3 separate regions of the Homo sapiens genome follow, and regions 1 and 2 are each linked to region 3. The links are chromatin contacts, found by Hi-C in ENCODE. All regions are on one chromosome and are shown on one strand. The core of a region is the stretch at or near the end of the contact, and the rest is flanking DNA. Distances in the headings are between cores, read along the strand shown.

What was found. A loop is a pair of places that touch in the nucleus more often than their neighbours do. Pooled maps may share reads with other maps.
Region 1: a pooled map shows a loop between it and region 3 (8-fold over the local background). The contact joins the promoter of ORC5 here to the promoter of SAMTOR in region 3. A Hi-C loop is called at or near these places in 5 of 50 pooled maps.
Region 2: a map of CD8-positive, alpha-beta T cell shows a loop between it and region 3 (6-fold over the local background). The contact joins the promoter of NAMPT-AS1 here to the promoter of SAMTOR in region 3. A Hi-C loop is called at or near these places in 2 of 168 maps with a recorded cell type or tissue (CD8-positive, alpha-beta T cell and naive thymus-derived CD4-positive, alpha-beta T cell) and 5 of 50 pooled maps.

Annotation. Positions count from the first base shown.
Region 1 is chr7:104,206,412-104,210,381 of GRCh38, forward strand. ORC5 (origin recognition complex subunit 5) reads right to left here and starts at 1,602. Exons shown (of 14, transcript NM_002553.4): 1 at 1,422-1,602. The coding sequence starts at 1,493. RefSeq lists enhancers at 1,261-1,450, 1,491-1,570, 1,621-1,780.
Region 2 is chr7:106,282,682-106,286,933 of GRCh38, forward strand. It overlaps NAMPT-AS1 (NAMPT antisense RNA 1), which reads left to right and starts at 2,565. Exons shown (of 1, transcript NR_186647.1): 1 at 2,565-3,645. NAMPT (nicotinamide phosphoribosyltransferase) reads right to left here and starts at 2,302. Exons shown (of 11, transcript NM_005746.3): 1 at 2,147-2,302. The coding sequence starts at 2,203. RefSeq lists silencers at 1,632-1,991, 2,262-2,801.
Region 3 is chr7:112,937,281-112,941,182 of GRCh38, forward strand. SAMTOR (S-adenosylmethionine sensor upstream of mTORC1) reads right to left here and starts at 2,595. Exons shown (of 5, transcript NM_152556.3): 1 at 2,311-2,595. The coding sequence starts at 2,470. RefSeq lists a silencer at 2,424-2,523 and enhancers at 2,553-3,069, 2,724-3,063.

The DNA of each region.
Region 1 (3,970 bases), core at 352-2,851, 8.7 Mb before region 3:
CCACTAAGTTTACTCATCCCTATTTGCCAATTTGCTCTTTCAGCAGGAACATTTCTGGCTGGAGTGATCTGCGTTCCATAGATGAAATGCAGAGAACATAATCAAGAAAATGCTCCAGTAATAATATAACTATAATTGAAAGCAGTATAAATAGAAAATTAATTGAAGATGCAGTTGTTGACCTCTAACTTCCCTAAATAATGCACCCCTTTAGACAGAGGGTAGTACTTTTCCACTAATGCTTCACAGGCCACCTCAAATTGCCATGCAATATTTCTAGTTGGATGAAAGTACAGTCACGTGTACATTCAAAGATGGACCACATATACAACAGTGATCTCATAAGATTATAATACCCTATTTTCACTGTACCTTTTCTATGTTTAGACACTTTTAGATGCAGACTTATCACTGTGTTACAACTGCCTACAGTATTCAGTATAGTAGCACCGCTGTAGAGGTTTATAGCCTAGGAGGAACAGGCTACACCATACAGCCTAGGTGTATAGCAGGCTACACCATCTAGGTTTGTGTAAATACACTTTCTGATATTCACAGGGATTAAATTGCCTAACGATGCATTTCTCAGGACGTATCCCCCTCACTAAGTGGCAGCAACGCATGACTGTACTTAAAAAAGCAAACCAGAAGATGGGGGTATGAGTATGACCCTGAATTCTCATTCACTCTCTTCGCAGGTAAGATCCAAGTTTGATTAATTCCAATTCTGATTGAGTCTGAATCAAAAAGCACATCAAAGACCACCAGAAAATAGTCAAAAATAGGTTAAATTTTGAATTGGTGAACGCTACCCTCTGCCTATTGAAAGGACTCCCTACGTATCTATGTTCATCCAGACAAGACAAACTCCTCTCTAGGGCATCCTGTGAACTATCAGTTAAGGAGAAAAGTTTACCCTAGACCTCTTCTGGACTGTTACAATTCTGGAAAAGCCAGTAAATTTTTAAACCTGAAGCACTGCTTTGGCCCTTAGTGGCCTTGAAAGCAACCACCTCTCTACACTTGACTCACTCCAACTACCGCACAGAAACGTGTGAACTTACATTTGAATAAATAACACCCTGCAAACACATCTGTTACATAAATGTCATTGGGTTGGGGTAAGATAACAAGCAACTTCTAGGAGCTAATGTGGGCAAACTTCTGAAAAGTGTGGCGTGTTTCAAATACGTCTTAGGCAACGTCCTATAGTGCAGGCCGGTCGCTCTCAGACTGTCTCCTCTTCAATATTCGGAAGAGACTGTGGGTGAAGCTGCAGTACAGAACCACAACACCCCTATTTAACGTAAAAACGGCCTTTTGGCCCTCAATCCAAACACGAAAAAACAAATATTGGAACAGGTCGCAAGACTACCGAAACGTCTGCCTCCAGGATCTGGAAGACAGTTTAACTACAATACCTCTCCAAACAAGGACTGCAAGATGGACACTTGAGACTCGCGACAAAGCACCACGTTTTCCAAGTGGGGCATTCTGGCAGGCACCACCGCAGAGGCCAGTGCAGCCAGCCCACAGGACCCTTGCACAAGACGGAGCCTCTCCCGAGTCTGGCGGCCCACGCTCCCGCCGGAAACCGGACCCGCAGCGTCGTGGGAGGAGCCTGCGCTGCCGGGCTGCGGCGTGACGGCAGCGCGTACGCCGAGCGTCGCCGCCGCTCTAGTCTCAGGGCCGGAACCATCCTCTTCTCGCTGGTCCTGTGCGCGCCGAGGTTTTGCCCATTCTTGGGCTTGGTGGGGATTTCGGGCTGACGCTTTTTCCACTCAAAGGCTAAGGAGACGACATGGAGATGGGCGAATAGGGAAGGGGTGGAAGGGGTTAAGGGGGTCCCGTGGGCCTCCAATGACCCCTGAACCCCGTGCCTTTAGTTTTACCGGCTGGAAGCCCCAAGTTTAGAAACCTTGAGTGCCTAAGAAGACGGACCCGGAGCTGGGGCCCTTAGAGGGACGTGGAAGGCGGACTTAGAAGACTAATATTGTCAAAAGATGTTTTTGTTGTCGTTTTTTTCCCTGACGACGTTGTGGGAAATTAGTGGCATTGAGTACAAAACAGGGTGTAATGGGGTTTAATGCACAGCTTGGAATTACTATTTTTTGTGCAAGCTTTAAACCAGATGTGGAAAGCCTCTCAGTCCTAATGGGATGAAGTCGTAGTGTGTGTTGGTGAGGTTGATAGTAAAAATAATGCTACTTTTAGCATTAGGCTTTCACGTGTATTTATTTGTGAGGCACCTACTAGCGACTAAACACTAGAAGATTCTGGAAATAAGATACAGAAGTAGGCAAGTGCATGGTGGAAAGAGAGCTTGGCGTCCTGAAACCCCTGGGTTGGGACCACTGACTGACTCAACTGCTGAATAGGGGGACTTTGGAATAGTTGAGCCTCAACTTCCTTATCTATAAAATAGGGATAATACTGGCTAGGTTATTGCTAGGAGTAGAAGATCCTGTACATACTACCTGTTATACATAAATTTAAATTGTGGACTTCAATCTGCCCATAGATTGTAGATCAGTCTTAGATTTGTGATGGTCAAAAGGATCTTTTGAGAGTTGTGGTATATAACGTATTAGCTAGTCAAAATAGTATTTTCACAGCAACAATTCAAAAGCATTTGCCCAGGTACTTTTTAATAGAGAATTCTAAAGGTTATAATGGGACCACCCATTAAATTTCAATGTCTCCAAGGGAAGCTGGCCTCTGATACTCTCCTAAGATGGTTATACGTCCGTAACATACTGTGCATATAAGGTATACATATATTATAATCATAACACGACATCTTTATAGCATTCAATAAAACTGACTAAACTGTCTAAAATGTTAGTCTCCCTCTCTATATACTTTATGAGGACAGGAAACACTGTCTTCACAGTTCAATTTCCAGCATACACAGTTAACGCCTGGCAGTTACATAATAAAGATAATTGTTGATCTGAGAGAACATGCCTTACCATCTGGATGATTTAGGATGGTTTCTCAGAGGAGAGAACCTGGAAGCTGAGGCTGAAGAAAAGATTCACCTGTGAGACCAAGAAGGAAATTGTAAACAAAAGAATGTACAGACAAAAAGGGACAAATGGGCAATCCCATAACTGAAACTAGCAAATAGTTTTTACATATAAACCTGGAGAGTAGTAGGAGGTCAGGCTGGGGACCAATAAAGAATTGTAGGCAGAGAAGCAAATGTTGAGATTTGACTTAGAAATATTCCTTCTGGCTACAGTGTGGAAAGTGGAATCAATTTCATTTGTTGAAACGACTATTGCAGTCTCCCAAACAGTGAATAATAATGGCCTCGATAGGCAGCCAAGATGGCCGAATAGGAACAGCTCTGGTCTACAGTTCCCAGCATGAGTGATGCAGAAGACGGGTGATTTCTGCATTTCCATCTGCGGTACTGGGTTCATCTCACTACGGAGTGCCAGACAGTGGGCACAGGATAGTGGGTGCAGTGCACCGTGCACGAGCCAAAGCAGGGCGAGGCATTGCCTCACTCAGGAAATGCAAGGGATCAGGGAGTTCCCTTTCCTAGTCAAAGAAAGGGGTGACAGACAGCATCTGGAAAATCGGGTCACTCACACCCTAATACTGCGCTTTTCCGACGGGCTTAAAAAATGGCACACCAGGAGATTATATCCTGCACCTGGCTCCGACGGTCCTACGCCCACGGAGTCTCGCTGATTGCTAGCACAGCAGTCTGAGATCAAACTGCAAGGAGGCAGCGAGGCTGGGGGAGGGGCGCCCGCCATTGCCCAGGTTTGCTTAGGTAAACAAAGCAGCCAGGAAGCTAAAACTAGGTGGAGCCCACCACAGCTCAAGGAGGCCTGCCTGCCTCTGTAGGCTCCACCTCTGGGGGCAGGGCACAGACAAACAAAAAGACAGCAGTAACCTCTGCAGACTTAAATGTCCCTGTCTGACAGCTTTGAAGAGAGCAGTGGTTCTCCCAGCA
Region 2 (4,252 bases), core at 1,315-3,814, 6.7 Mb before region 3:
TCATGTGCTTGCTACCATACCATCTACTTGCAAAATAACTTTCGTAGTGCTTAGGCAATCAATTATTCTTTCTTCAGTTTTAGAAAGAAGAAATCAACAATATTTTGCTCTCTTCATCAACACATCTGAAACTACTAGAGTTCCCAACTTTGGCCAATAGTTTGTAAGCACTGATAAGGATATGTAACATTCTCGTGTAATTTCTAAATAAGTTTCATTACTTCTAACCTCAAGATTATCATTTTTGTCCTTTTTCCTAAGATAAAAAGACAAAAATGTAAAATAGGTTATAAGGACCCCTAAAAACATAAGGGAAATGAAACCTAAGACTTAAATGTGACTGTGGAATACACAATCTATTTTAGCATACTGCGGTAAGCCACTGGTATAAAACATATCGACTTGATTGAACCCTCTAGAGGTGACTTTTGGGGAAAAAATGAAAAATCTAAGATGAAAATATTCTGAAGTTTCATATTATAAAGGATATAAAACACACCAGTCTGACTTGAAAGTTGACAGAAGTAAAATTTATTAAATAGGTGCAAATTCTAATAGTGCAATTAAGTATGGCTCACTAGATTAGAAACCTTTAAGATAATTCACTATTCTAACTAAAAGCACCCCAGAAAACTGATGTTAAAGTAATTTTACATTCCTTATGTATAATGGTTAGAGGAACTGCAAACTAAAGGAAGTTGCATTCTTCTGTTTTTAAAATTTAGACTATTCAACCTCCCTTTACATTTGGCTAACATGTAAAAAAAAAATCTGACAGTTATTTTAGATTTAGTTAAGAAAAAAATTCTACAAAACTATCAATGAGGCTATTCTAAAATCACTATTTAAAATTTTGAAAACACTATGATTGAACCAAGAGAACACAAGAGGAGGTTTTAGGACCAAGTAAAGGACCATACTTGAGGTATTATCACGTATACTTGACAATATTCAAGAATCATACTTGATAGTGTTCGGATTTTGCAATACTTTAAACTTGCATCTAAAAGACAACTTGTTGATGGATCTTGGCTCGATTTCAAGAACCTATCTAAATATCATAAACAGCATTTTAAGCTGATTGGAAAAAAACAGACAAAACTTAAGTAAAATGGAATTCTCTAAAATACTTTCTCGGAATATCGGAGGAGGGCTAAAAACAAAGGAAAAAAAAAGAATCAAAACAAAAACATGAGAGTACTATGTTTTACCACTGTATTCCAAACCACTATGCTGCTCAAGTAAAATTTACTTTACCTCTTCCCTTCACTACTGCGTGCTTCATATCAACTGAATGTGGCAGCTACCCACACAAGTGTTCAATGGGCATGTGAACGCAACGCTGTGCCATTTCCCTCTCCACATGTTCTCTAGGGTTAAAACTACAGTTCCTTTAAATCCTCGTGTTTCATTTTCCTTTTCACAGAAATCCTGTAATGACCCTAAAGCAGATAAGAGCAGAGCGGCCTCTACACCCAGGGATAAGGAGCACGAGCAATCACTAGGTGCCAAGGAGTTTGAAACGGAGCCCGGCGGAGTGGGACAGGGGAATCCACTACGGCTACCGGGGCCAGGCGAGTGTCCTCCGCGCCGGAGCCGCAGAGGACCGCGGCTGCTCCGGCGCCCGCGCCAGGACTTCTCCCACCTCGCGCCCCGGGAGACTTACCTGCCCAGCCAGGGGCGAGCGCGCCGGGCTGGCCCGGGGGAAAGCCCCGCTCACTCTCCACTGCGGGTCCCCGGGGCCGTTACCTAACTGGTCCCAGCTCCAGGCCAAGAGGCCGCGCTTCAGGGAAGGGCATGCGCTCGCCGGCGACGCCCAAGCCCCGAGCCCCGAGCCCCGAGCACCGGCGCCCGGGAGTCCGCTGGGGCCCGCCTCAGCCCCCCGCCGCGCCGCCGCCGCCGCGCGCCCCCAGGCCCCGCCTCCACCGCCCAGCCCTCCATCCTCCTCAAGCCACCTCCTGCCCACTGCGGCGCCTCCTCACCTGCCCCAGCCGCCGCCGCCCGCGCCTCCCCCGGGCCTCCCCGCGCCGCGACCCTAGCCCCAGCCCCAGCCCCAACCCCAGCCCCAGCCGCCCCCGCCCCCCTGCCGCGCGCTCGTCCCCAGCGCGCCCCGCTCCTCCTCATCTGCCCGGGCCCCGAGCTTTACCTTGTAGGAGTCGGTGGCCAGGAGGATGTTGAACTCGGCTTCTGCCGCAGGATTCATCTCGGGCCGGAGGACAGGGGCCGCGCGCCGCGAGCTCCCTGGCGCGGCTGCGAGGAAGGAGAAAAATGAGCTTCACCGCGCTCCGTTGCTTAAGTCACTGCTCGGTCGGCGGAGGAGGGGGAGAGGGGGAAACGGAGAGAGGGGAGGGGTCAGAGGAGGGCGGGCCCGGGAGCCGTGACGCGGCGCGGGTGACGGCTGCGGCGGCTCGCGTGCTCGCAGTCTGGGAGCTCTGGCGGACTCCCCACCTCGGTTCCCCCGCCTTCACCCCGTCACCCTCCGGGGGCCGAGAAAGGGCGGGGCGCGGCAGCGCGCTGCGCAGTGCGCGGAGGCGGGGCGGGGAGGAGGACGTGATGCACGCGCTCTTCCTCCCAGACGCCAGCTCTGGGAAGCTGGAGGCAGCGGGGCAGCCCCGGCGCGTGACCCGGGCGCTTACCTAAGTTCGAGTTCCCGGCACGGGCGCGGGAGGGCGGGGCCTGGAGGGGGCGTTCCCAGCTTTGCCAGTGCCACGAGGAGCCGGTTCGCCCGCCCCGCCTGGGACCTTCCGTCCTACCCAGTCCTGGCCGGTTTTCTGGGTCCTCCTGAAGTCACGCCACCCGGCTAGGGGGCGAGGAGCCTCCTACTGCCCATCTTCCCGTCCACCACGCGCAGTTACTCACCTTTGTCTCCGGCCTGGATTAAGGATCCAGCCTTTCGCCTCCATCCCTCTTGTCCCTCCTGATCCTCCTGACCCTGTCTTTAAGATCCCAGGAGCTGCGGTGAGGAGTGAGGCTGAGGGGCCCCTTTCATCTGATGCAGCGACTCCGCTTTCCTCCGGCGGCTCTGTCTATGGCTGAGCTCTTTGATCCTTTGAGAGATGGTTTGACTTTTCCCGAGCAAAGAGCCTGCGTTGAAAAGCGGGGGTGGAATTCAGTCCTCACAGATAATGAGGGGACAAGACCTAATTGAACCGAGTATTGCCGGGAAGGAAAAGGCAACGGGCCAAGCCTTTGACAGGGTGCGACACTGACTTTTATCATCGTTATAGTCTTTAAATCCTGGGAAACGAGTTGGCAACCCCAAAATAAAGAAGTGTAATGACGTCTGATGACTTCACCCAAATACAGACCATTCCAAGAAAGACTTGCGCAGTTCTCATGCGTGGTTGCGTTTTTGCATAAAACTAAGATTCCCTTTGTCCGCATGTTTAATAGCTTAAAAATAAATTGAGGTTTTTATCGGATAAAAGTAGCCAGGAAAAAGTGATACAGTGAAAACGATTACAGGATATTTATAGACTTGTCTTTCAAGTTATTAGAAGTCTCATTCTATCTGGGGGCAGTGATGGTGGTGGTGGTAGTGGAACTTGTGAATTGAGATTCATAGTGGAACTTGTGAATTGAGATTCATCTCGAAACTGGAGGCATGGCTGAGACTTCTAATAAAGACAACCTCAGTCAACACTATGTCTTGAAGTCAGTATATATTTTTGACAATCACCTCATCTACACGTAGATACAATACAGGGCAAAGATCATGGAAGTGGAAGGTATCACCAGGCACTCACCAATGTAGTAAATACTAGTACACTTACAATTATTTTCAGCAACGAGGTTTGAAACAAGAGGGCTTATGTATTTATTGGTTGATCTTCCCTGTGTTTTACCGGGGAAAATTATTTGTAAACGCATTTAAACAAATTATTATTTCTATTTTGAGACGGAGTCTCGCTCTGTCGCCCAGGCTGGAGTGCAGTGGCTGGATCTCGGCTCACTGCAAGCTCCGCCTCCCTGGTTCACGCCATCCTCCTGCCTCAGTCTCCCAAGCAGCTGGGACTACAGGCGCCCGCCACCACGCCCGGCTAATTTTTTGTATTTTTAGTAGAGATGGGGTTTCACCGTCTTAGCCAGGATGGTCTCGATCTCCTGACCTCGTGATCCTCCCGCCTCGGCCTCCCAAAGTGCTGGGATTACAGACGTGAGCCACCGCGCCCGGCCTAAACAAATTATTTTTTAATATTTGATTTTGGGAGTTTTTTTATATTATTTCAAGGAGTGCAATTCAAAGAAGGAA
Region 3 (3,902 bases), core at 1,345-3,844:
TTTGCTGGTAGAAGAATTGTGATAAAAGGGGTACAGTTTCCATAGTTATTGGTGCTATAGTTCAGGTATGTTATTGATTCAATGGGCCTTTGCAGACTGATCTAGCACTTAAGCAATCTTCAGATTACAATAACAGCTGACTTGCAAATGAACTTGTAAAATATGTTTACAGACTGGGGACCATCAGCACAATACTAAGTCCTCAAAGTAAAACACTAAAAATTATTTCCTTAGTATTATTATGTGCACAGAGTTTTTCACAGATGACTTTTTTACTACTAATATTTAGCCTATATGTCAGAAATAAAGGTAGAAGGAGCATGCTCATTAGGATCACTTATTCTGCTAATTCACTGATGGGGCTTTGTATATCATTCAAGCAAAGCCTAGAGAAGTCTAGATCACCGGTGAAATTCAGGGTATTAAAGCGCCTAAAGAATAGTCTCATTCAAATGTTTAAACTGCCAGGACTTTAACTCCCCAGAAGCATACTAGATCATTCACTTATGAACTCCATGTATCTATTCTAGATCTGGTAACTTCCGATTCTCATAAACAAGAGTTCCTGTGGTTAATACTCAGGCTTAAAACATGGTTAAACATGTGGGAACTAAGCACATATAAACAGCACTTGAAGAGATGCCACATTAGTGTGTTAATTTGAGTGGAACCTATTCATTTATGAATAAATGAATAATGAAATTATTAAAAGGTAAAAATAGAAATGGAATTCTATGCTAGTCATTTTTCTCTTTAGAAAGATGCACTTAAATTTGTACAAAATAGCAGGATAAATTGCAGGAAAATGTGTCCATTTATTTCCTAATCTCTCCAAATAACATAAAATCTACAGTGAATTCCATTATGTAAGAGCATTCTTTGAATATCAAGAATGATGCAGTTGTTGCTATGGTAACTACTCATTTTATTGACTAAATTGTGGGTTTGGGTAGCATTCTTTCAAAAAACATATTTTACCATCCTAAGTAGGTCTGATAAGACTCTTTCTATTGCTATCTGTTAAACAATAACTACAAGCCCCATTTGGGGATGATTAAACAGCCTCTATTAAAAGCTAAGCTTGATTTGCTAAGGAAAGAAACCTTTAAAGTTTGAAAAATGAAACATATCAACTACATTCAAAAGAACAAAGGATACTTAGTTTTAACTTTCTAGAGTAGTTGAAACGTGTGTATAAATCAACAGTAACATGATCTTACCTGTCTGTATTCCTTCACTGCCATAATTTTCCTTCTAATCCTAAATTATTAACTAAGTATAGGACTAACACCAGAAGGCTGCTGACTTTTCAGTTTGCAATTAAGCTAAAATGAGAACCAGTGGAAAGCTTTCCTCATTTCGATACTCAGGAGAAGTCTCTCTCCCAAGCCTATGAAAACAGAATTTTCACTGTCAAAATCTTATAAAACAGCTGTGTACAAAAGCCTATATTTAAAGATATCAAGGATAACTGTAGACTCCAACTATAAACACTCTTCAGGCACAGGCAAAAGCCACTAAGGCTTCTTCCCCTATGAGCTTCCACAGAGGGGGTTCTCACCGGAACCCCATCCATGGAAGCCGAGGGTGGGCTTTATCGGCAGGTGTCTTTAGGAGGCTTCCAATACAAACGGTATTTTCAGAACCTGCCCAGATCTCTTCCTCATCGCCTAAATAAACAGTTAAGACCAAGTATTTAAGAAATGGGAGTGGGGGCCACGAGTGTAGCCCGCCCCCTTTTAACAATGTGAAGTCCAGTCAGCTAAAAGGCCTGCTGGCTTCCCAGCCCTGGAAGCCAATGCGAGGAAGGCTCGGCATGGTTGTAGGAATGAAGTACTAGGAAGGGGGTCTGATAAGGAAGCAAATGGTACAGCCGGTAGGTCAAGCGTAAAGGAGGGACAACTCAGGTTTCTTTTCGTCTTTTACAAATGGATTTTACCTGTCTTGTTTTACCTCGGCGTCTCTTGCAAAAAGCGACCCCCACCTCCTCTGTGAGCGTGTATGTGTTTGTGTGTGCCGAGACAACAACCTCAGCACCCCGGCTGGGGACAGGGGCTTGGAGGGGGTGGGGACTCAATTCCTTTACAGGCCTAGAACTCTCCCGAAGGGCCCTCAAAGAAAAGGGGGCGGGGAGGAGCGCGTCTGATGCCGACTAGGGGGCTCAGACCAGGCCCGGGAGAGCAGCAGCGGCTGGGGGGACGTGCAGATCCTTTACATTTTAATGGTGGCCTCTTTGGAGGAGGGAAGAGGTGACAAGCGGTTGGGGGTGATGAGGCCTCCCCTTCCTCCCTCACTCAGCGCGCTGTTTACCTTCTCGGTACTTCTTGCGGAGCCGCCGGTGGACGCTCTTCACCACACCGGAGAGCTTCTCCTGCTCCAGTTTCCGCTCCTGCTCCCGGGGCGGCGGAGTGTTCGGGGACCCGGCCCTCTGCGCACGAGCAGTATTTCGGCCGCCGGCCCCTGGCTCCATATCGCAGCCGCCGCCGCCGCCGCCGCCCCTCAGGCCCCCGCAGACGCTCCCCAGATGGAGGAGGTGGGGTAGGAGGAGGGAGCTGCGGAGGCAGCAGCCAGAGGAGGCAGAGGAACCGGAGCGACAGCCTTGGAGGTGGACCCTCACCCAAAAGTGCAAACTGATTGGTGGATTTTGAGGGCTGGGCGGAAACGGAAAAGGCTAAGGGCCAATGGGCAGAAAGCGCCGGCGGCGAACCCGGTTGTTTGGGAAGGCGAGCAGCTGGAGGAGGCGGAGCTTGCGGGGATAGGGAGGCTGAGGCAGTGGGAGCTCCAGGCCTGGGTGCTCATCTCTTCCCCACCCTCCCCGGATTCTGTGCGCAGGCGCTGTGGCTCGGCCTCGGGAGACGAGCTGTGAGCAACGCGCTTGCGCGTCTCAGTTTGCTTAGTTTGGGCTTTTTTACAGCTCGGCTTTCTGATGTCTTCCATCATTTTCATCCCCTACACTTTATAATCTGTTGCGATGCGGCCAGGGTGCTCTGCTTGAACCTCCGCTGCACCTTGTCACATGTAGGTTCCCTTTAGTTACTTGCGCTTTGAGATGACGTTACACTTCAGGGACCTCAAGCACACAAGCATTCTAAGGCTCAAGGAGAGGTCTGGCTACCAAATGCTAATTTAATTCTCAGGTCGACAATGGTTTATGCCTGCAGTACTACTGCTGGGCAAAGGACATAGAAAATGCGAAAAGGAGAGGGCCAAGAAAAGCAACAGGAGATGCAGGAGGACAATAAGGAACGATGGAAAACTCACAGCAGATGCCCTCAAGAACTTTTGTAGTGACCACGGTGTTAATAAGCAGCCTTCCCTGATCTTATTCGCATCAGCACTCTGAGCTTTTATGGTCAGCTCAGGTGACCTCCTGTCCTTTAATTTGGAGAGTTAGTCTATGCGGAGTGTATCTAAGTGGGTTTGGTAACCTGTTCACCCTCCTCCACTTCTTTTCCATCTCTTGGGGAACGCGATTGTTGACTTCTGTCCCAGAAAGGTGGAACACTGCTCTCTGGAGAGAGGTAGACTGCATTGGCTCCTGAAGTGGTACTGAGGCTGCTGGAGTGTCAGAGATTGAATAGACTGAGAGCCCCTAATGAGTTGTGTTGGATTGTGTACCACTTCCCCATTGCAGGTGTTGGTTACGTGACAGTCTATGGAAATGATTGCAATGGTAACATTTTGATAATGATTTTCTAACTACGAATAAAGCTTGCATTATGTAACTGTTTTATATGCTACCTTCTTTATATTGAATACGCTGAAGAGCAAAGAATTATACACACTGTCTAGGACACAGGAGAAGCGGGAGGTGAAGGGAGATTGATGGAATTTAAAGGCGGAAGATGTGTCCCTACAGCACAGTGAAGAGACAGATCAAACACAAAGACAAGGACATATAA